2 separate regions of the Mus musculus genome follow, and region 1 is linked to region 2. The links are chromatin loops, found by intact Hi-C in ENCODE. Cell type or tissue: heart. All regions are shown on one strand. Links, peaks and the distances in the headings refer to the core of each region. The heading gives the core; the rest is flanking DNA.

Region 1 (11,771 bases), core at 1-8,000, 62 kb before region 2:
CTCATACAATTATAGGAATGGGTGGGCTGAGCCTAACAGAAGAAGCCTGGAGTATAATTAGCTAAGCATGGATAGAAGGAAAACAAAATACACACACAAAAGCAAATGGTGATGGTAGGTATCCGAGAGCAAGAAGAAACATTTGTTAACTAATTTTCATTTTGTTCCTCTCCTGCTTTGCTCCGCCATGGTCCCAATATTTTAGTTCTGGCTTTGTTTGTTTGCTTTTATTTTTTTTTCCCCGGCGGATGAAGATATGACAGAACAGGATAGGTGTCTTATGGTTTTTGATTTCTTCTTAGGCCTGTTTAATTATTTTTTTTTCCTCAGTTGACTGTTGGCACCTGGTTCCTCTGTAAACTATATTCCTTGGCCTTCAGTCTCAGGTTGGCAATGCTGTTGGCCATGTTGATACCCTGTGCAGGGCTATTGTTGGCACATGTGGCAGAATAAGTAGCCATGGCGCTGTAGGGACAAAGGAGAGAGCAGGGAGAATAACAGACATTAGTTTCATGAAGCTGTAAGACCATGCCCTGGATGGATATACTCTCAGGACAGAGGCAGGCAGGGCAGTGGGGTAAAGAGAGGACCTTCGGGGTCTCTTACAGCTCCAGTTTTCAATTAGTTTAAGGTCCTTGGAAAAGGGTGTCCATCTTTTTACAGGGCATGGGGAAGCAGACAAGAATGAGACAGGGTAGGGAAAGGTTTTTGCTGTGTTGGATACAGTGAGTAATGATTTATTTCAGGGGTAAGAGGAGACTGCTCATGTCAAATAGCAGGAGTTTCATCAGCTAGTTCAGAGTCTAATCTTTCCTACCTATACCAGATAACCTGTGAAACCATCGAAGGAAAATGGCAAGCATTTGACAGTGGATAAAAAGAATTTTGCTTCTTCATTCTAGGAAATTGACCTGGACTCCAATGTATTTTGGATAATCAATAATACTATAGAAAATGATTATAGATTATAGAAATGGTTATATGTGCTTATAGAATTATTAAACAACCCATCATATTCCTCTGGCATTGTGATTCATTGGATGATTGTAACAAGCATTGTCAAGTCAAGGCTTTCCTATCAGTGGGTTTTGTTTTTAATAACTTTTCAAAGGTATTTGACTAGCACACATTACCTTTGGGGACAGTCATTTTGGAAATATTAAAATTTCAAAATAAACTTCCCAAGTTATAGTTTTACCATTCTTGATCTCAGATGTAACTGTTCCTCACTATTTGTGTTGTTTGGAGAAACAAGAAGCTAGATGATTGTCAGAAACTATAACTAGGACATAGGCAAGAATTCATTATTACTGGGGTTCTATTCGTTCCATACATGAATCTCTTTTAATGGAAAAAATGGTGTGTAAATGTGGATGCAAATAATCTTTTACCTTATGTGAAATAGTTAAAAGGAAACTTTGAAATAAATAGAATGATTCTAGCTGTTTCTAAGATTAGTAAAATTTCTTCCAACAGAGAGCTGGGATAGGGCTTATAAATGGAATGACATATTCAGTTCTGGTGCCTGCATTCCAATGGGATTTTGTCAGTGACACTGGAGTTTGTAGTTCTGGGATCAGATGACAAGATCAGAAAGAAGGAAACCTAAAGCTAGAGAGACTAGATCCTTAATCTTTATCTGGGACAGCACAAAGTCAAGGATAGAGTTAAGACTCAGTAGTCTATTTCAGCTCAGAGTCTAGCATTTGCCAAGAAAAAAAAATAGTTAAAGAAATATACTGAATATCGGATCTCTTAGTCCTTCTACAAAACAAATCCTTGAAAACCTTTATTACATGTGTATAAGTGATTGGGAGGATGAAGTCTACATCACAGCAGCAGAAGGAGAAACACTCAGGATTACAAAGATTTGTACATTTATTTTACTTGTTCTAGCTGTTATTCTTATTGATCATTTCTGAGTAGCTGGATTTCTGAGTAGCCGGTCTTAAGCCTCCCTCTCCCAGACAAGGTTCACCTGCAGCATCTTCCATTTTTGCCTTACTCACTTCTTTCACTTTTAATTTCTGACTTGTTCAGTAGCTGTCACTGTCCCCTACTAGCTGCAAGGGGTCACCACATTTTCTTTCTTCTCCACTATATCTTCAGGTGAGCTGACACTTCATCCAGCCACACATTTGGCTTTCAATAAACCATTTGGTAAGTAAATAGTCATAGCCAGATATAGAATTATTAAACTGACCTCTGTTCAGTGCCTCTGATGTCTATAACCCTACTGTAGTGATTTCGAAAAAATAATTCATTTATTCTTGAGAACTAGTGCTTTCTGTAAAATTAATTATCTTAGTGGAAGAAACAAAGCCAGAAGGCTGTGGAATACAAGAGCATCATCATTGCATATTCTTGGATCGATAAAACATCTTTTCACAGTTAAAAATGCATTAATACATTAAAGCTTAATAGAACAAACATTGTTTTTATCACCATTCATCCACGAGGCAGAAGAGTCCTCGGTTGAGGCAGGCTTGAATTATGAGTGAATGGAAAGAACAGTCCACTAAGACCAGACAAAAGCCAGATAGATAGCATTTACTTTCTAGATGAACAATGTGCTTCTATCTAGTATCCTACAGGAAATAAATGCAAACCTCAAATTTACAGTTCACATCTTCCCAGGATATACCAAACATTCAAAAATTTAGTGGCTAATAAAAGAGAGAACCAGATTTGGAGAATGTGCCAAAGTCACAGATTATTATAAAATAAAATTAGCCTTTCTAAACCAAGTCTCTGTGAGAATATCAGGTTCTAAATATGGTCCACGGCTATTAGCATTTTAAACAAATGGTGCAAAAGTTGGCATTAGAACATGTCTGTATTATTTGTTAAATACTGGGAAGAAATTTAAGTGACCTTTGAATATACAAGGCTATTAAATATCATGAGAGAAGAAAAAAATGGCAGTGGTAAACTATAGCTTGTTATGGAGTAAGTTTGTGTTTACTTGGCCCGGGTTTCTAAGAGAGCGTCCTCATTCTTTGAGATTCTGGGCAGCAGGCTCTTACTTAACAGAAACCCACCTTTTCTTTGATAACTGAAAGTCTTCCATTTCCTCACTGGAAGGAGGGATTTGAACTTTGGGGAGCATGTGTTCATTTTCTGAAGTTGTTACTATCTTTCCAAATTGTCTACTACAGTATCGATATCAATTCTGTCTATACATCATTTTGTCTGTACATCATTTTGGCTATAATTACTTCATAGTCTCCTATCTATCTTGTCTGATGCTGTAGCTGGGGTAGTTACTATGGTAACACATCTCTTAGAAATACTGTGTTTCTGTCTAAGTAGGTTGACAGAATAGTCAGAAGGATTGATCAATTTTCTCACTCAAAACCAAATGAATGAGAATTAGGGTAGTACTTGCAGAGAAGATTGGATATTTACCAAGGCATTCAAGTGGCAGGCTGCACAAGCATGGCAGAGAACAGTGTCTTTCCACATTCTGTGGCACTCCTGAGATGACCGCAACATTCTAGCAGTGATTTGGTGGCAATGTTATATGGAGTCCCTCAAGTTATGAAGCCAGAAGTTAGGAGAGCAGTTTACATTAACAAGTGAAGTTTGCACTTCCATGGGAGGTTTGGTAAGCAATACCCCTTTCACTTTATAGATGCTTAAGGAAGTCATGAACATCCAACCATTGTGTTAATGTATTATAGCATTCGGTAGCTGAATATGTAGGTTACAAAGAACTGACATCATCTCTATTCTCTACCTCTTAATAAATATTTAAGATGGCCCCATAAGTCAGACTTTCAGTGACATTTTATATACCTCCTTCCAGGTGTTTGGCATGGGTCTACCTTTACAGCTCAAGCTAAATGTGCAATATAGGCAAGCCAGCAGCAGCTTTTTGACATACCCATGACAAACAAGACTCATTACCAGTCAGAAAAGAGAGAATTAACTACTGGTGTGTTACTGGGTAACTAACTGGGTGTCTAAAGAGTTGCTTAGTCATGCTTTAAACATGGCATTGGGATATGGAAGACTTGCTTGCTTAAGTGACAACAGATGCAGGAGAGCTTTGGACGACTGCCAATCCAAGAGACTGTTCATGACCACCTGTTTTCTAGGTCATGGAAACTTCTGCTTTAGGAAACAAAAGAATCCTAAAATCTCTTCCCACCAGAAGGACATCCACAAAGGTAACTAATTGATTTCAACCAATTCATGGGCCAATTCAGTCAATGTAAAATTACTATTTGTTGCTTCACAGAATGAAACTTCCTAGAGTTGAGGGTGAGAGGAAACTTCCTAGAGTAGAGACAGACAGAGAGAGAGAGAGAGAGAGAGAGAGAGAGAGAGAGAGAGAGAGAGAGAGAGGTACTTAGTGAAGTGTATTAGCTAAACACAGGACAACCACCAAGAGCCCGGTGAACAGACAGACATCCAAGTCCTGTATGCAGGAACTCATCTGAGCTGAGTCCTGGGACTGAGGTTTAAAAGATTGGCTAATGTACCATTTCTATTGAATTTTTAACAAAGGTCTTTGTAACCAAGAAGCTGCATTGCCAAACAAAGCATATGGACACATTAGGGATGTGAACGAAAGGCTTGTCTTCCATCTGCTGACTCATCAAGTCTGCAGTGGGACTTCGCAGAGCTGACACGTTTCTGGAAGCATGAAGTTCTCCCTCTTCCTTATTTGGAGATTCCAAGCAGATGCAACCCAGCAGAGTGCTAACCCTACCAGCAGGATTAGATGATTGTTTCCTCCGGAGACAAGTCATTTAAGACCAATTCAACTTTCTCTGAAAGATCGCCAATACCAAGGAAGTACAGCAAATACTCTCAATGGTTTGCTTTCTAATCACCCATAGGGTCAGTCCTGTAAATCACAAAACAACTGGGGAGAAAAACGTAGTGCCTGACTCAATCTTTAATGCTATTTTTTGTTCAGCCTTTTCGAATAAATGATGACAAGCAGCTTAAGGCATCATCGTGATTGTGGATGACAAGCAGCTTAAAGCATCCTCATGATTGTGGCAGCCTGAGAAGCATGGGCATGGTCCTTAGAATCCAGGTTTCCACCCCCTCAGGACTGCCTCTCACAGGCTCTGCTTCACTGTTTTCTGGATTCTGAAATACAGAGGTCAGAGGCCATCTCTTTGGTTTGTCGTCTTGTCAAGGCAAGAGCAATAGAGGTATGTGTGTGTCATCTAAGAAAATTTTCAGTCATCCTAGGAAAACTTACTTCTAAAGAGAGATTCCATGAAGCCTTTGGAGGCATGCCTGTGCAACTTAAATCATCATGTCTTGCTTCTACTTGAAATGCAGAAGCTGAGTTTTAAAATGTAGCCTTGGCTTTCTTGAAGTGGACACATGGGACCACTTCTCATTGGTAAGGCTTTGGTTCCTATCGCTTGTTCTGTTCCATCCCTCTATAATGTTTAACTTTTCTTTCTAGAAATATCTCTCTACTGCCACCAGATCTTTTGCATTTCTCTGATCTCAGTATTGAGTATACATACTACATTGTTTATCCCTGGGTTCCAAACTCCCTTGTGAGGCATACAATAGGCAAGGTATACCTAGCTCTATTTTAAAATATTAAGTTACAAGATAAATCAACTATGGTACTGGCCTGAGAAACCACAGAATCAGGATAATAACATAGTCAGACCCCTGGCTCATACTCTGATATCTGAAGTCACCCCAGTCAAAGTTTGTAAATGGGATCCCCATGAGAATGACTTCAGTGGAGCAACCGAGAGATGCAGAATTCCAACTCCACTCTAGACTTACTGGATCAGAGTCTTCATAGGCTCAGCCCAGTGATCCCTGAATGTAGCTGTGTCTGAGGGAGGCTGTTTTACCAACTCTTACACTCCCTCAGTTGGGCAGGCTTTTTTACATTCTTGACTTCTAATTCCCCATATGGAGACCTCCACTGCTTACATTTCTAGGATGCCTTTCCTCAGTTTCTTTAAAAAAACAACAAAAAAACAAGAACGAAAACCCTAATTCACCCTTAAGCCCTACCCCAGAAGCCACCCTCCTGCCCATCTGACAAGTTACCTTTTCAGTGTCTTCCGTTAGAATCCGTTATGAAGCCCCTCGTGTAAACAACATCTTGGGAGGGACGAAGATCTATTTTTGAAAGTGTGAAAGGGAGAAATGAGCCAAATGCGTTGAGCAGATGTCAGCAGCACCATGACCAAGACCACCAGAGGGGAGGGGCACTGTACAAGAGGAATCAGCCTCTTTCCCTTGCCACTATGCAAGTCCAGCCCTCCCTCTACAATTGGCACTCCTGACCAGTACTACAGAGCCAAGCCATTCACTGTCTACCTCTTGTAGGAACTACGATGTCCAGGGAAAAGTGTCTTGGCAACTTCATCTCAAAGAATTATATAAAATTTAGTTGATTTTTACTACTCATGAGGCAATGACAGTGTACGGATAGTGAGTCTTGATCATTTTAGGGTTGGTGTGCATTTCCATTCTCATAAATCACTTAAAGAAAATGATTCTCACCTAAGAAGTGGGGTTATGTCCCAAAGACATGGTTGCCTCAATTAGCTACAGATAATAACAACCTCTGTCAGGAAAGTGGTTTTTTTTTTTTTTTTTTTTTTTTTTAAGAAGTGCATTGCTTCCTCTAGTACCTTGGCTGCCTGTCTGATGTCATCATCTAATGTGCTCAAGAGAAGGAGTGATGTCATCATGATGAGCTATAATTAGAGTGAACCAAATGTCCTGGTTTGCCTGAGACAATCTTGGTTTATACCCTTCGTCCTAATGTAATCATTAGTATCATTCCAAAACCTTCCCAGTCCAGATGATATAACTGTTATATGATCTTTCCACTCAATAGCAAAGACATCCAACAAAAGCAAAGGGGACAGAGGTTACTTTTCAGCCCATGATTCTGACCATAGGCAAATAACTGCTTTTATGACTTGGTTTCCTGTTCTCCTGAGACAAGCTATAGAAGTCAGAAAACCATTCTCTCTGACAAGAGTCTGCTCTCTGTCCCTGGTTTCATGAGCTAACCATGTAAGCCATTGCCTTAAGATGCCACACCCTAGGATAGAGACCTCAGCTTTAGACAAATTTTGCTGATCAAGAAAGAATGCTTGAGCCATGAGGTAGAATTTAGATAGTTTCCCAATCTTATACATTTTGGCTTTTCCAATACAATGCAATGTTAAATTTGAATAGGATAGGCTGGTCATGCAGCCCAGTGACTTGGGTAGAAATCAGGCCCAAAAGTACTGTTCCAACTCTGCTTGCTGGAGACTTAAACTTGGGGGAAGTGTCTGGTCTCCTCTTGTTTTGAACCAGAGCAAGAATAGAGCTATCACACAGGAGTGCTCTAAAGGTTGACCAAGAGAAAGATCTTTTAATGAATATCTCATGTGAGGTACTAGCTTGACATGATGGTACTGACAGAAACAACAAGGTTTGTCATCGCCTTTGCTTTTCATTATTTCTTGCTTTTATATATATATATTTCCTCAATAACAGTTATGTTTCCTAGAAAGCTTCAAACTGTAAAACCATAATATATTTGATTCTAAACATAGCAGAAACATCCCCAAGTAACAGAATAGTCTTTGACACTTTTGGAAATTAATGAGATTAAAAACACTTCAGTTAACAATAGGTCAAAGAAACATACCATTGATTAAATTGTGGCCTTAAACTTTTGCTTTTTTTACTTATATTGGATATTAGTTTTATTCTTCATACAAAATATGAACAATTAGCTTCTATATTGCTTCAATTGGCTTTTTTTACAAACATTGTGTATAAGAGAAATAAATGCATACCACGAAATTAGTATAAAGTACTAAGTTACACAGTTTTAAACGATAAAAGAGCATAATACAAAATAATATATACACTAAGACTATCCCTATATAAACTAATGGACTCTAATCATAAAATGAGCTAACTAATGTCAAGATGGTGAGATTATGAGTGGATTTTCAAAATAGAATTTCTATATTTTTTTCAATTAAAATAGAATATTTCCCCAAAAGGCACACCAAACCCCCATGTTACTAGTTTCTGCTAGATGCCCACACTGGGGCATGTCTCTTTGGTTCAGATTGCCTAACTTGATGCTAGTTCAGGAAGGATCTCATTTCCATTTGTGCAGTATGCTGTGTTCAGCTCCATGAGTAGGGACCACATGGCAGCCATCTGGATGGTTAATTGCTTGGGGTAAAAATCCCAAAGAAGACATAAGGAGAAAAAGGAGCAATACTTCCCGGGTAGACGCAAATTCAAACCAGAGAGCTTAATGCACCACCTCTGAACTATACCCATATTCCTGTTCACTGACTCTATGGACTACCAATAGTTGTAGGGAAAACAGTCCTTCTCTTACTTAAAATATTATAGAATATGCTATACACAAACAGTCTCCAAAATGTGTTTTTAGTAAGTTCTACAGGAGAAGCATCTAAATATCAAGTAGGTAACATAGACATGGCCACAAGGGTTGGGCCAATGAAGACCCAGAACATACATGGGTTTCTCTCATTCTTACAGACACAGATACCTATCGTTGAGATCAGAGCTGCTTCAGGCTAAGTTCACAAGGGGTGTGTAGAAAACTTCCAAATGCATCTACGACGTTTCTCTGAAGAACTTACTTGGACCTGAGAGAGCATTTAGATGAGGCTTTGGGATTTAGTGGCACCTATCAAGTGTGTCAAAGCACTTGTGTTTCACAAATGTGGCATTTCTCATCTTTATCTGGGCCCAATTCCCTGTAACCAGTTTTAAATCCCTCCATGGGTCAAGCATTAACTTTAAAAAGATACACAGATGTCATTCAATAGAAAAATGAATGTGAACATAGTTCTTCTGGGCAGGATATATAATAGCCTTGACTTGGGTTTCTCCAAGGTTTAAAGAAAGGCATACTAGCCTGATCGGGTTCAGTCCAGGAATCCTAGGTGCGTTTATGTCAACCTGTGATTTCTGAAAGGCACCATGAATGGAGGGCGAAAGTGTCCAGATAGGGATTGAAATAGTCATCTATTATTTCCAGCTGTAAATGATTCCTTCTTAATATAAAAGTTTAGTGTATTCTTCTTTTCTATTTAAAGCATATCACAGGAGAGAGAGAGAGAGAGAGAGAGAGAGAGAGAGAGAGAGAGAGAGAGAGAGAGAGAGATTGGGATACATAAGAAGTACAAACGGAGTAGGAAGTACTGGGAATCTAAAGAAAACCTTCTCCCTAACAAAGTTCTAGGGTCATGAAAGTGATTAAAATGAGCTTCTCTGTTGCTGACTTTTCCTCTTTCCCTCCTGTCTCACTCCTTTCTCTCCTCCTCCTCCTCCTCCCTCCATCCTTGCCTCACCCCTCCTCCCTTCCAGCCTTCCTCCTTTCCTTTTCATTCAAAATCAGATTTATTGTGAAGAGTGCCTTTAGTCCTACACTTGGAGTAATTACACGTTGATTCCCTACTTGGCCATAACACAGCAAATGTGTCTTAAATGGGATACTTTTGTTCCAGAATGGTTCCAAGAGGGCCATCGGGCACAGTTTACAAAGGATCTGTTCATTTATATTCTTTCCCAGTCTTGCAACCTTGGCAAGAATTCCTGAGTCCAGAAGGAGACTGCTGGTGGCTGCCCCTCTCTCTTCTGCCCCAAGCCCTGCTCCTGGGGCAACTAGAAATCTCCTGGAAAAAAAAAAGTGTGTGGATGCCAGCAAGTTGAATGTCTCTGAAGAGGTAAACCCAGTAAGGAATGTCAGCCAGCTGCAAAAGCAGCCTTGAGAGTGGTGGATGGCTGGGGAGCGTGTGGAAGTGGAGCAAGAGAGAGTGGGCCAGTCATTCACCTGTACGGAGAGGCTGTCCCCCAGGAGAGATAATCGGTTGGTCTGGGAGCAGGACGAGGTACGATGGGTTGCTCCACAGCAGTCACGTCTCCTGAGTAGGACTTGAGGAGAGAAGCGTTTTTATTGGCCAGCATGGCTCGCTCATTCCTGCGGAACTTGGCTCTTCGGTTCTGAAACCACACCTGGAAGATTGTTAGGAGGGCAGAAAGATGTCAAGAGGGAGAGGAACAACAACAACAACAACAATAGGTTACATGAATAAAACTTTGGTTGATCTTTTTACTATATAATGCCCTCTCAAGAAAAATACAAGATGAGTCTAGACCCCTTCCTAAAAATCATAGAAATCCTGCAGTGTTATCCTTCTTCCACAGGCAATGAGTTTTAGAGTTAAACCTCTGTATCTGTGGAATTCTTCAGGGGTAGAGCTTAGCATAAAAAAGGCCCGGCACAAAAGGACCATGAAATAATTGTAGTAATTAAAAATCCAGAGATGGGAATCTATGAACATTCCAGAAGACAATAAAATGTTGGTTATAAACCCTGTTGAAATTATATTCAGTAAAATTAGAATTTCCTTAGATGTTGGCAATGGATACAATAGGTTTGATTTTTTTTTTTTTGGCATTTTAAAGATTCTTCAAAATTTTTATCTGCTTCCATTGTGTTCATTATTTAAAGAAAACTCTCTATCTCCCCACACCTTCTGGCAAGGATTAAGAAGAAAATTATCCATAGAAAAGGTACAGGAAAAGCCATAGGAGGAGTGAAGGCGCAACAAAAGAAAAAGAACCACTAAAGAGCGCTCCAGTAAACTGGCAACCCCGATGGAGCCCAACCAAATGGGGACTCTGTAGACCAAGGCTAAGGGACCATAGATGTTTAGGGGTATCCCTCTCTCCTCAAGGGTGGATCTGTACACTAGGTCCTGGCTTTAGGGTCCCAGCACTTCTACCATATTGAATCAGACAGAGAAACCTATCTACATTCTATACAGGAACTCTCAGCACGGAGGAAAAAACAAACAAACAAACAAACACATCAGGCACTAAGCCCTGAGATTCAGTTGGAGGACATTTATTTGTACATCTCAAGGGATGTGCATAGCCGGACAGGATCTGCAACAACTAATTATAAACTCTTAACATATTTAAATTGATACTAGGACTAGTAACCAACATTGTGACTTACGGTATTTCTAGTTAGCATGATAATTCTGCATGTTGGGTTTTATCATTTCTACTTTAAAGTTGAGGAAATGTGTTATAATCCTGAAGTTCATGCTAATGATAACTGCATTTATTTTTACTTAAGGGTATCTAGCCCATGACCATACAATTCTTCCAGACTGCAATGTGATTTTATTCATTTATTATATTCATTCAAGAATGCTCTATGCAGTACTCATTAGAGTGCAGACCTTGTACTAAATGGGAAGAAAGAGATGGCGAGGACTTATTGACTGCTCTTAAGCAGTTCAAAGTTTGTTGAAGCCTGATGTGTATCTACATCTAAATATGTAAACCAAATATTTTTGGTCAAGTTTTTAGAAAGTATGCTGGTGTGTGGGAATAAATTGCTCTAGGGGACAAGATTTACCTAAAATGCCATGTGACTGTTGCCCCCCATAGAATCATGCAGCATGCAGGGCCTGGATGGAAATCAGCAAAGGTGGTTTTAGACACCTCCTCCCTATCTGCCCAGTCCTCAGATCTTTCCTTTGTAATAGGAACAATTCATTGCCATTAGAGTTACCATTTTAAATGTAAATGTAACTGATGCCTTGTTTGATACCCTCTACCACCTTCCTACTGGAAACTAAACTGAAAATTTCTTAACACACACACACAAAATATCACTGTCCAAGAATTAGCTCTCTGTTTATCGTAAAGCCACACTTGTTTTTTTAGTGTGTCTTAGGCTTATGCCTGTCAGAGATACA
Region 2 (11,948 bases), core at 2,164-10,163:
TACAAAGAGGATGGAGCCTTAAACTGAAGGTTCCCTGGGGTCACAGTGCAAGACCCACAGGCACAGAAGTTTGAAACAACTGGGTACCCGCAGTCCCAGAGTTTTTGCCTGCTTTGTCTAGGCGGAGATTCTGCTCACTACGTGTCAGTGAATCCCGATAAACACCGCATAGGGAGAGGATTGTAAATTCTTTAAAATAAAACATCCAATTGGTCTAGAGACCGTCATAGGTCATAGTTGAGAATCTATAGCCGCCATTTAGAGCATAGGGCTCCCAGGCGGAAACTCTTTAGAAACTCAGCCTTGGGAGTCCGCCCCTGTAATAGAAAAGCACTCGCTGCTTTCGCAGGGGGCCTGAGGGGTGGCATTTGTTGGTTTGGGGATGATTTATACATCCCTGCTGTTAAATCAAGAATGATGGGAAGACAAAGGAACTACTGACATTGGTGTGATCTGCTGCGGGCCTGTTTTTTGCTACCCAGCACTGTGACTTGAGTTAAGAAAGTTCATCCGCACAGAGCAAAATCTAAGGCTAGGAAGCTACAGGGTCTCAGAAGGGTTTCATGGAATAGGAGAATGAGCCTCAAGGAGTCTGGTCAGCCCAAGTCCTTGGCTCTTCTGGGTGCAATTCCCTGATATTTCAAACCCCAAGACATCCTTGGTCCCCAAACTTTCGAAGTTACTAAATTGTCTTTTTCTCTAAAAATTTTAAGAGGACGCACCCATGATCCTCTCTGTCCCAGTACGTAAAATAAGCAAAATAAGCAGGTCACCACCCGCCTTTGAGATACACTTCAGGACTGGGGAACTCCTTTGCTCCTGGATTTTTATCCCTTGCTCCTGTGAAGAGAGAAATTTCCAGGCCACCCTTAAGAGGACTTGTTTTATGATCTTTGTCTTGAATTAAGATCCTTGAGGCCTGAATTCAAATTCAGAGTACCAGCATGGGGCACAAACCCTAGGGTGGTGCTGCCAAAGACACTTGTGGCGCCATAATTATTGTGAAAGGAGCCACAACTGGGAGAGAGGGAATTGATATTATTTTGATGCAGATTCCAACTGGGGAGCGCCCTAGAGAAGGTTCTTTTCTCCTCTGGCTTAGAGAAATTGGGAAGCTGGGCCAGGGAGAGTGTGGCTGGTGGCTCAGGAGGGCGATCCTTGGCCTGCGTTTACACCTCTGCCTTTGTGACAAATCGATTTCCCGCGCCGCTGTTGTTCCCCATTTGCATCCACCACGGCCCGGGGCCCAGCTGTGCCCGGGTGCACACTTAGCGCCGGCTGGTGAATGTGTGCGTGCGCGCGCGCGCGCGCGTGTCTAATTGACTTTCCGTCTACCTTTTTATGACTACATGTGTTTTCAACAAAAGGTCTTATTAGGACAATCTGGTTTCACTAATTTAGAGGTTGGGAACGTGGAAGGCAGGCGTGTTTTTTTTTTTTTTAAGAGTTTGCAGAAGTTGAAATTAAGAAGTTGACAGCGAGATGAACTGTTCGCCCCAAGAATAGGTCTGCCTGTTTTTATGACTTCTTCCTTTCCCTGCTACTCAATCCTTCTCTGCCATCACCGGCGTTCACACACTCGCAGTCGTTCCTCCTTTACATTAGCCGTAGATTTTTAACAGTGTTAAATGAACCAAAAATTTCCAGAGAAATATACAGGGCTGGGAGAAACAATAATAAAAGCAGTCCTTCCACAGAGAAGAAAATAGAGTGGGGGTCTGCCCCTGACCAGAAGGAGGAATGAAAGGGCAAGATTACTGACTTAAAGTGGGAGAGGACAGTAAGGGCTCTTAACTTTTGATAACAATTGACCAGGTTAAAATGCAAAGTTTCACAAAATTAAGGCTATTATTGAGGGCATGAGTCGAACCTTAATGCTAATTTCCTCTAGATAGATCGAGAGGCCAACTTTCCATATAGCTGGAAGACTAAGGCAGCTGTTCATTGTTTCCCATCTCTTTGAAAGGTATTTTCTTTTCTCACTCTGAGCACCTGACTGGCTGTGAACTTCTCCATCCCCTGTGACCCCTACTGTGACCCCTAAATCCCTTACAGCCAAATCTCCCACAGCAGCTCTCCTCTTTTGCAGACTCCCCTCTTCCCTGTCTCTAATCTGAGCTCTGATGTCTGCTACAGGCTGGGAAACAGAGGGTGACAACCTGTCACAGGTCCCAACTGCCTCTGCGTTCTACCTGGTGCTCAAGAGTAAGGAAGGGTATCTATCTAGGGAGCTGCTTGATTTGAGATAAGAGTCTCCTGTTATCTATCACCCCCTGTGGAGAAGGGGAAGGTTAAGAAAAAATCCGCTTCCAAAAGCAATAGCTTCTTAGTATAAACCCGAAGCCCATCTCCCCCAGAAAGGCAAAGACAGTCAGCCCCGTGTGGGTGTGTGTATGTCTCCCTGACTTCTTTCTAAATTCTAAGTGCTGCTCACTGATACTCCTCACCTCATCCAGCATTTTAAGTTGACTGGTGACTGTCCTGTTTGGTGTATCCTTTACCTAGGCAAGCCTGATTACCTCCCTGGGTCCTCTCTCCATTGGCCTCTCTAGTCACTACAAATATGAGCTGGTGCAGAGTTCGCTGCAGATTCATGAGATCTTGTCCCCTTTTCTGGGGGACAATAGGTCCTCTGACCCCCCTTTCTGGAAACCTTAAAATCGGTCAGGGGATTTATATATGTGCTGTGACCTTGGTGATTCTAGTGTCAACCAGCTTCCGTACAGCCGCTCCAAATCAGCTCCTCAGTGGCTTCCTTTACCTGGCTTTTTCTATACTCAGTGGAAGACCATGACCATCCCGGAGCTCCCTTCTAGCCTTTCCTTAAAGAACAAACAAAACAAAATCCAGATGAACCAATAAAAACAGTACAGGGGTTCTGTCCCTTTCTAGCCCAGCACGGTTTCTAAAGTCGACTGCCACCCTGGGGTTCTGGCTTGCTGAGGCCAGTCTTGGTCCTGCTTTTCCTATGTACCAGCCTTTTGTGGAGCAAAGAGCAGTATTACCCTCTCTTTTCTGACCACCCTGGTCTTCAACACAGCAGTTTCTGCAATACTTGTTTTCTCTTGGCATCGTTTATGGGTTGTGGTGGTGGTGGTAGTATAAAGTTCTAACATTAGCTCTTCAAATAGTGATAACTTTTGAGATCAACAATGAGCCGTGTAGAAACTGTCTTGATAGAATCACAGAGTTCCAGGTACTATCTTCCTAGATATTGTTTTATATTTTGCCCCAGTGAAAATACTCATAGTATTTTGTAGTCCATTTTATTAGAGCTTCAGATACTGTATCCGTGTGATGCTGGCATGTATACCAGGATCAGCCTCCCTCAAACTCTACACAGAATAACTATAGCTCGGAACCTAGCCCTTACCCAGGCTTTGGGGACACTGATTCTTCCTGGGTGTGGTTTAGACTGGTATATATATATATAATTCAAATGGCTAGTTCATATCTCTTTATCCAGCTCATGTGGTGCTCAGTGAGCCCAATCCAGCGTTGACTGTCCCCAAGATACTGCCATCTGAACTACTTCAATCCTAGCAGACTGCAGAACTAGGAGCCACTGCCCTGATCACATAGGGCTCTCCTGTGGCTTCTGTGAGCTTGGTTCCCCCCACTGTGCCCAGGAACCCTTTCCAGCTGGCTCTGATGCCAGTTTGTTTTGAGTGCCTTAAAAATTATTTGGTAATCTAAGAGGGACAGTGCCTTGAGAGAATCGCAGAATGGCAGAGGGCCTTCGGAGCTCTAAAGGAGCGATCAGCACATAATGATAAGGAAAGAGGTCATTTTAGAATGTTCTGCCGGGTCCAGACTTTTGCAACTTCTCTGTACATCTGACTAGAGAATGAGCCCAGGTGACAAGTGTGTTATATACTAAGAGACCACGATATACACTTGCAGTCAGTCTTTTTGTAAAGGTGAAGTTAATAACTGAGATGTGACTAAGGCTGGGGAAGGCAGCTTGTTCATAGACTTTTCTGGAGGTCTAGGGGCCAACAGGCCGTGCTGCACAGGAACTTGGGCCTGCAACCCGCGATTCCCCTATGCAAATATGGTGTTAGACCAAGCCAGGCAGTCTCTGGATTTTGCTTCTAACGAAAATTCTCCTAGCTTCATCAAGGTTTAACTTAATAGGTGGGTTTTTAGCTCTATCTTAAACAAGGTAGAGATGACAGCAGAGGTCAGAGAGCAAGCCTGGGCGACAAGAATTGTGTGTTCCCGCGCTGCCCTTAGTCTTTTCCAGGCTTGGGTCATATGCACAGAGGGTATGCGACCTTAGTCCTGTCTTCCAGGTTCCTCTGAGCACAGTGCTTTCCCTTCAACCCCAGGGAAGACGCGCTCCCAAGCCTGCCCTGCATCTTTGTTCCCTGTTTTCTCTAACCGAGGTGGCTGTGTAGCCTGCGCTCTGGCCGGACCGGACCGCTCCTACCCTGGCGTGGACGCCCCGCCTGCCTGCGGGATTTCTGACCGCCGCTCCGCCCGAACTGGAGATGCAGCCCTGGCGGCTGGAGACAGTGGTGGCCGCAGAATCCCTGCATGGGATCCCCTGGCCTCCCAGCGTCCCTGGGCCTCCGGGTCTCTCTCCAGCGCCCGCTTGGCTTACAGCATTGGGGGAGCCCTCTTTTTCTCATCGGTCTTTCTGCGATCAGCAACCAGCCACTTTTCCCAGGACTCCTAACTTCTTAACGCCTTGTCTCCCCGAAACCGAAGCCTGGAACACGCTCCCGCCGCCCTCCCCGGGCCTCCACCCTGTGTCCCCAGCGCACACTCCCCGGAGCACGCGCCCTCACTCACTGTCCTGCTGAGGGGTGTCGCTGCCACTGGTCAGTCCCGGTGACTCCAGCAGGCTCCGGCCCGCCTCGCCCACACTTTCGTCTGCTTGTGCCGCCACCATGTCCCCGGCCTCCTCCAGGTCTAGCAGGTGACTGACGGAGAAGTTCTTTTTCGCCTGCAGGGTGTCGAGGTTGCCCGGGCTGTCCAAGCGGCCGCCCAGCGCCGGTTGCCGCTCCAGAACGTGCCCGTAGCTGGAGGTCATGGTCTCCCCTCCAATCCCACCCACCCCCCTCTTCCCGCTCGAATCAACACCAAACGCTGTGGGCGTGAGGGGGGAGAGGAGCCGAGTGGGGAAGAAAGAGGGGGGAGTGGAGAGAGAGAGAGAGAGAGAGAGAGAGAGAGAGAGAGAGAGAGAAACAGAGGGTGGGACCCCTTCTGAAGTGTAGAACTTTCGGGACAAGTAACTTTCCCTGCAGCCTCGGTTACTTCGCTAAAGCCAAGTCCAGCGCGGTCCAGAGAGATAATCCACACCAAAAAGTTCAAAAATAAAAACAAAACAAACAACCTATGCTTAGATCAAAAAGAAAAAAAATATCCCTTTCAACTCTTAAAAAGCGTCCACTCGCAGACACTAAAAATAATAATAAGGGGGAGCGAGGAAAGGGGAGGCCAGCGGGGCGGGGGAGTTAGGCAAACAGAAGAGAGAAGAAGGGGTGGAGAGAAGAATCAAAGTGGCTTTAAAAAAATTAGAGAAAGAGGTTAAAAAAAGTTATTCCCCCGGCAAGAGTTCAAGCGCCAACAGAAGAAGGCTTGTTCCAGCTTTAAAATGTCTTCAAGAAAGCGCGTTCCCCCTCTCTGCACTCCTGTGGATTCTCGGGAGTGACTAGAATTTCAGGAGAGTGATGTCTTGCAGATGTATTAGAGAGCAGGATTCTCACTTTACTCTTCGTAAGGAGGAAAAAAAAATAAGAAATAAAGAAGCGGGGCTTCAAGAGTCTGCAGAAGGGTGGCGGTCCCCCTTCCCTCCGCTCTCTCCCCCTTCTCCGTGCGGAGCTCCTTTTCCCTTCTCAGTTGGATCAAGAAGCTCTCTGGCACTTCAAAAGGCACAGGCTGGCATGGAGAGGAGGCTTTGTAGGGAATACAAGAAAATTGGAGACCCCTGGGAGGGCAGATCTCCACTTAATAGGAGCCTGTAATTACGTGGCAAAGCCTTTGTGCGGCGCCTGACGTTTTACAGACCCCCTTTCTCCATCACAATCTCCTACCTCCTTTTCCTCGGACCGAAAAAACAGTCTGATTAAGAAAACCCCTTTGCCAACATCAGAGCCAGAGAGAAAGGGAGAGGGAGGGAGCAAGAGAGGAGGAGGGAGGGAGGAAGGAGGGAGGGAGGGAAAAGGGAGGGAAGCTAAGGAGAGAGCCCCTTTGGATTTTTAAAATAAAGGTCTAATTATCATTCCCTTGCAGTAGTATCACAGAGAGAAAAGTGCCCGAAACCCGCAGTCACTTTAAAACGGGGCTGATTATTTTGTTTCAGCATTAACTCCTCCGGATTTGTTTGAGATCCTCTTGGAATATCTCATTTGCATGTTTTGATAACAGCTGAGGGCAAACTTGTTAGGAAAAGAAAAAAGAAAAAGGAACAGGGAAAAGATGCACATCTATAACAGTCAAATCTGCGGCTGCACCGCCCCCCAGTAACTTTTCCTGCAGCTTTGTTTTGGCGGAGAGCGCAGGGAGAGTCTGAGACTGAACGGCAAAAAAGAGCAAGCCTATTAAAGCTCGTTTGGCTCTGTAGAGACAGCCTATTAAATAATGTAATAAAATAACAAGAGCGATAATAACGGGAGGCTCTCTACGATCTAAAGACGGCTTGGGCAGATCCAGAAGTCTTCAGCTTCGAATGGATTCGAGACTTTCGCTGCCACCAGAAATCCCCAGGCTTCAGACAGTAGAAAATTTACATATTCATTAAACCAGAAGAAAGTCCGTCCTGATAATTCCCCTACCTTTGCCAATGTTCTAATTTCTTGCTCGTAGCCGAGGCTGCCCCAGATCAGAGCAGACAGGAACACTGGGGCTGAAGAAGTTGGGGGGAGCAGGAGGAGCTGGGGGTGGGGTGGGCTCTGTGCTAATCTGTATCCAGTTCGGTGAGGCCCTGGCAAACACAGAGACTGAGGAAGGTCGAAGTCTATGACCAGGCTTGACAGAGGGCAGAGCGGTGCTGGACGGTGTTTTCATGACCTGTTGGAATCTGGTAACAGCTTTAATAGTCTCATTAGGAATGAGTTACTATATGGCCAGTAAGTAAAATAGTATGTGCTTATTTGTGGCGTTTTATGTTCTTTAAACACACACATACATACGTTTCCCCTCGCTCCCCTGATTGCTAGATTTCCCCTTCTCCTGTAGCTATGAGATTGAATTGAAAAGAAGGAAGGGTCCCAGTGTGTATAAATGGTTTCTGTGCTCCAAACGGCCATAGTTAGCCCAGAACTTCCAGCCCTGATCTGGGAAAAGAACATTTGATGCCATCAAAGGGCTGTAGATTGAAACCAGATGTGCGCGCCTCGGTTCTTTCCATGCATTTAATTAAGGAGCCAGGATGGAGGAGACTTTTTCATCATTAGTCCACCCGCCGCCCCCTCCTTTTTCCACCCCTCGCCTCGCTCCAGCCACTCGTGCCGTGCCCCCGACCGGCAGCCCCCAGCCCCGCCAAAGTGCTCTGGTCGCCCCTGCTCGGCAGCTCAGGCTCTGAGCCGCGAAGGTTTGTCTGCCGGAGGGCATCTAAGCCAGAAGAGCTGGTTCTTGCGCTGGGGACTTGCCCGTGGGTGGGCCAGACAGAGTGGGGACTTGAGTATCCTGAGGTGCTTTCGGAGATGCCAACGGTGAGACTCCTAGAGCCTAAAGTGCCTGGAGTGGAAGCGACTCGATGGTCAGGTTAAAGTGGCATATTTCCACCGGTGTCTCTGGAACTCTCTGCTCCCTTAGGGGAAAGGAGACACCCTTTCTCTCTTCCTAAGGCCAGACAGCATCAGTCTCTCCCATATCTTCTCAGACTGGAGGCTCATGCGCTCCATCTTTACTTACACAGATGGATTCCTTTTTCTTTCAGACGTGAGGATTGCCATTTGTGACCAAATCCTGAGTAAAAGATCAGGACTTCTAGCACCCTAGATATTGCCTCCAAGAAGTATCCTTGTTTCTGTTTGCAGCCAGTATGGTTGATACTCCAGAAGACTGTCAAGGAAAAGAGATCAGAGACCATCCCCAGAAATATCATTAAGTGCCTTTCCTTGCATTCCGCCTTTTCTCCAGGAAGCAGGCACATTTTGAAAAACCGCAGCTGGTTACCCATGTTCCTATCAACCAATTGCTACAGTATCAACCTGGGTATTAATGGTTTCTATGGGAACATTTAGATACATTTCTAACATCTGTGTAGCAAATTTGTTTAGATAATAACAAATATAGCATCTAGCATATATAGAAAATGCAAATGTCTGGTATTTTCCTAAAGGTCAGAGGCAAACCAACTACTGCCACTTGCTGACTTCCCCTCCCCCATTGTTCTAGAAACCTGTAGCAAGGAGAGGTATACTAGAAAGGTGTCCTTTGACATCTGTGGGCACAGAGTGTGCTCTAGTCCTCCAAACTGGGGCTCTGGAGTTCCACAGAAACCTGTATCTGCTGGTGCCTAGGGAGGGCAAGGGAGGCGGCTAGGCTACCTAACAACCTTGTTTAGCATTCCTTAGAGGCTGTGCTAGCTCAAAAGACTCCTGGAACCTTTTGTTCTTCCTAGAAGGTCTCCTGGGCTTCAGCTGTGTGCACTAAGCCCTTTTGTCTGGCCAGAAAACTTAGACTATCCCTTGCAGTCAGGGGGAAGGATTGGCTGGACTGGGAAAAGCCCCTCTGAAGCAAGTCCTCTAGGAAACCCACACCCTAAGGAACTTTTGTTACCCCAGGCCTTTTCAGGTGTTTCTGGGTCTGCTCTTTTCTTGTCTTTCCTTTCCCTTCTTCTTCTTCCTCTTCCTCCTCCTCTTCTTCTCTGTCTCCATCTCTGTCTCCAGCTCCATCTCCTCCGCCTCCTCATCCTTCTTCTTCTTCTTCTTCTTCTTCTTCTTCTTCTTCTTCTTCTTCTTCTTCTTCTTCTTCTTCTTCTTCTTCTTCTTCTTCTTCTCCTCCTCCTCCCCCTCCTCCTCCTCCTCCTCCTCCTCCTTCTTCTTCTCCTCCTCCTCCTCTTCCTCCTCCTCCTCCTCCTCCTCCTTCTTCTTCCTCTCTCTCTCTCTCTCTCTCTCTCTCTCTCTCTCTCTCTCTGTCTGCAATTTCAACTGGATTGGATCTGCATCCTGATTGTGTTTACATATGGCATTTGTGTTTTCTTGAGATTCTGGATTGCAACTAAAGACAGTAGAATAGCCCTAGGAGGAAATGTAAGACATTTACATCAGAGAACATTTACATCACATCTGAGCTGTGTGCTTGGGCAGGAGAAGGTGTTCCCAGGTCCCATGGAGTCAACACAGTTACTGCTCTACCAAGCACACTCAGCTCTGGGCCAGGGAGGGCTTTGTTTGTTTGTTTTTGCCTCTTATCTCTTTTATGTCCAGGCTCTAGGATCGATTGTTGGCTGCAGGGGCAGAGCAAGGAGAAAAAAGTTGAACCTAGTTCTCTGGGCTCAGGGCTCAAGGCTCAGTGCTCAGGCTGCAATTACCAGGAGAGCCAAGAACTTTCAGAATTCCAGAACAGAGTAACCATCTGGCAGAAATGCTCAGGAGAGGAAGCTGTGGCTACCAGTACACAGTTATCTTCAAGGAAGGCTGCTGGCCAGGCCTGAGCACTCTGAAAGTCCTAGAGGAAAGTGGCTTGGGTTTGCCTTTGTCTTTCTTTAATCACCATTTTGTCTTCCAAAGTGACCTCCTTGGAGGAAGGTTGGAACATGTGTAGGCTTTCCCTTGCCTTTAACTTTGACTCCTACCCATCAATCATTATTTATAAAAGTCTGTAACCTTGGATGACGTAACTTATAGAGTTCTCTTCCTAGTAAGTCCATCCAGTATTGGGCACTGGATTTCTACCCACTTTCTGGTCTAGCCCCTCTAAAAGCATTTTTGTTTTCAGACTTCCCACCCTGACCTCAGTGGGAGCAAAGGTAGAGCTAGGAATGAGAGTTGCCAAGAGACTAGACTAGGGTAAGAAGGAATTTTGGTTGACAGCCATGTAGCATTGGGTGGTCCTGCCTACAGGCTTGATAGTGATTATTGTCTAGGATGTTCCTGGTGCAAGAAGCTCGCAGACCATTGCTTCATCTGGTTAACAGGATGTCCCCCACTCTAGGCAGCCCCCCCTCTGAGCGAGAAGCCGAGACTTGTGCTCTCTGACATCTTAATTTGCTGACATGATAATCACACATGACAAACACAGGTTCCCTGATACATAAAGAACACGGTATTACCCTCATGCAAACAACACGCCATGTCAGGGGTGGAAGTGCTTTCCTGATCATGGCTGACAATCTGGTACATAGTCATTAATAGAGAAACCAGGGGTGAAAGGAAGCGTTCTCTGGATTCTGCAGGGTGCCCATACCTTAATATTTCTATGGAGCTTTTATGCTAGACCCTATTGTGTATTTCCAATTCTGTTTCCTGTAATCCTAAGTGGCAAACTAGGAAAATTCCTCCTGTCCACACACACACACACACACACACACACACACACACACAAAGTGGATGTTCCCTACTTAACCCCAACTCTGTCCAATATTTCTATTGTAAGGTTTTAAAACTTTGCAGTAATAAAAGAAACTAAAGACTAAGGCACACTTCCTATCAGTGAATTGATAATGGTCTGTTCTACTAAAGGATGTGAGGTCAGTAAATTCAGGGACCTAGTATAGGTCTATACTATATACTTTCACTATATCTATTCAAGTCATTAAGGAGCTGCTTATACCATAGGAATAGTTTTAGTCAAACTTCCCTTGGTGTTCATAGAGAAATTCCTTCCCTTTTGAATACTGATGTTTTCCGGAGCTATGCCCATTGTCTTTAACTGCCCTTCATAATAAACCGGTTGTTCTTCAATTTCATACACACTCATAGGCTAACTGCTACTTGTTTGCCCAAACTATCCTTGCTATCCTGTTCCTCCTGCTTCTCCCTCTTTTGTACATCTTACTACTGAGCAATATCCCAAACAGCACTTATTTACTGACACATCTAAAATCCATCACTTCCTTTTTATTTTATTCTTCTCTCACACAATATATTCCTAATGCAGTTTCCTCTCCTTCTACTCCTTCTAGTCCCCTCCTCCCTCTTCCTCCTCCTGTATCCCCTTCTCTGTTTCCCTTTAGACAAGAGCAGGCCTCCCAGGAATATCAACCAGACATGGCATAACCAAGTCACAATAAGACTAGATGAGGTAGCCCAGGCTTGCCTCTCACTGGTAGTCTTTCTGCGGCAGTCTCCTGAGTGATTTGATTACAAAGGTGTGCCACCAGGACCAAGCTCAAAATTTGGTAAAATAAGGCTGATCATGGCTGCTACCACACACTTCCTTAAAAGTTAAATGACTGTGCATGCAATCCATCTAGTTCACTGCTGAGCACACTGTAAGCCTTGATAATAAAAAGACAGCCATCTCCCTTACTATTGTCGTGTACATGCATTGAGGAAAGTGAAATTTTATATGTCTAAAACTTTTTTGTTTGTTTGTTTGAGACAAGGTTTCTCTGTGTAGCCCTGACCCACTCTGTAGACCAGGCTGGCCTTGAACTCAGAGATCCTTCAGCTTCTGCTTCCTGAGTGCTGAAATTAAAGGTGTGTGATACCACGAGCCAGCTAACAAGTCCGAAACTTAACTCGTCACCTCCTCCCTATATGAATCATCTTCATCCAATAGAAAATGAATTATTTCAGCATCTTCATTCTCAGACAATACCCCTAGCTTCTCCAGGTAATCAATGGTCTCTATCAGTCTTAGGGCTCAAGAGATGATGGCTCAGTGGTTAAGAGCATATTCTTTTGAAAGACCTGGACTCTATTCCCAGCACCCACACGATGGCACACAGCTGTCTGTGACTCCATTTTCAGGGATGTGGTGCTGTCTTCTGGCCTCCACAGGCACAGCACACATATGGTACACAGACATGTACATAGGCAAAATATCTG

What was found. Peaks named below come from ENCODE experiments on the same cell type or tissue, not always from the same donor. Only the 100,000 strongest peaks of a DNase experiment are listed, where the experiment ranks them.
Region 1: it touches region 2 in a loop (2.2-fold over the local background); 4 of 42 quality-filtered maps call a loop at or near these places.

The regions. Positions count from the first base shown.
Region 1 is chr1:163,247,932-163,259,702 of GRCm38, forward strand. It overlaps Prrx1 (paired related homeobox 1), which reads right to left. Exons shown (of 4, transcript NM_011127.2): 3 at 9,830-10,011; 4 at 1-465. The coding sequence ends at 327. Among named protein-coding and RNA genes, the nearest start is that of Gm20471, 26 kb to the right of the region's middle. In heart, for the core only: no CTCF peak of the experiment used is centred there; no DNase peak of the experiment used is centred there.
Region 2 is chr1:163,307,598-163,319,545 of GRCm38, forward strand. Prrx1 (paired related homeobox 1) reads right to left here and starts at 6,053. Exons shown (of 4, transcript NM_011127.2): 1 at 4,798-6,053. The coding sequence starts at 5,038. In heart, for the core only: CTCF peaks have their summits at 4,522 and 5,982; DNase peaks (open chromatin) are centred at 4,454, 4,854, 5,984 and 9,514; H3K4me3 peaks cover 5,666 bases; H3K27ac peaks cover 3,728 bases; H3K27me3 peaks cover 2,878 bases.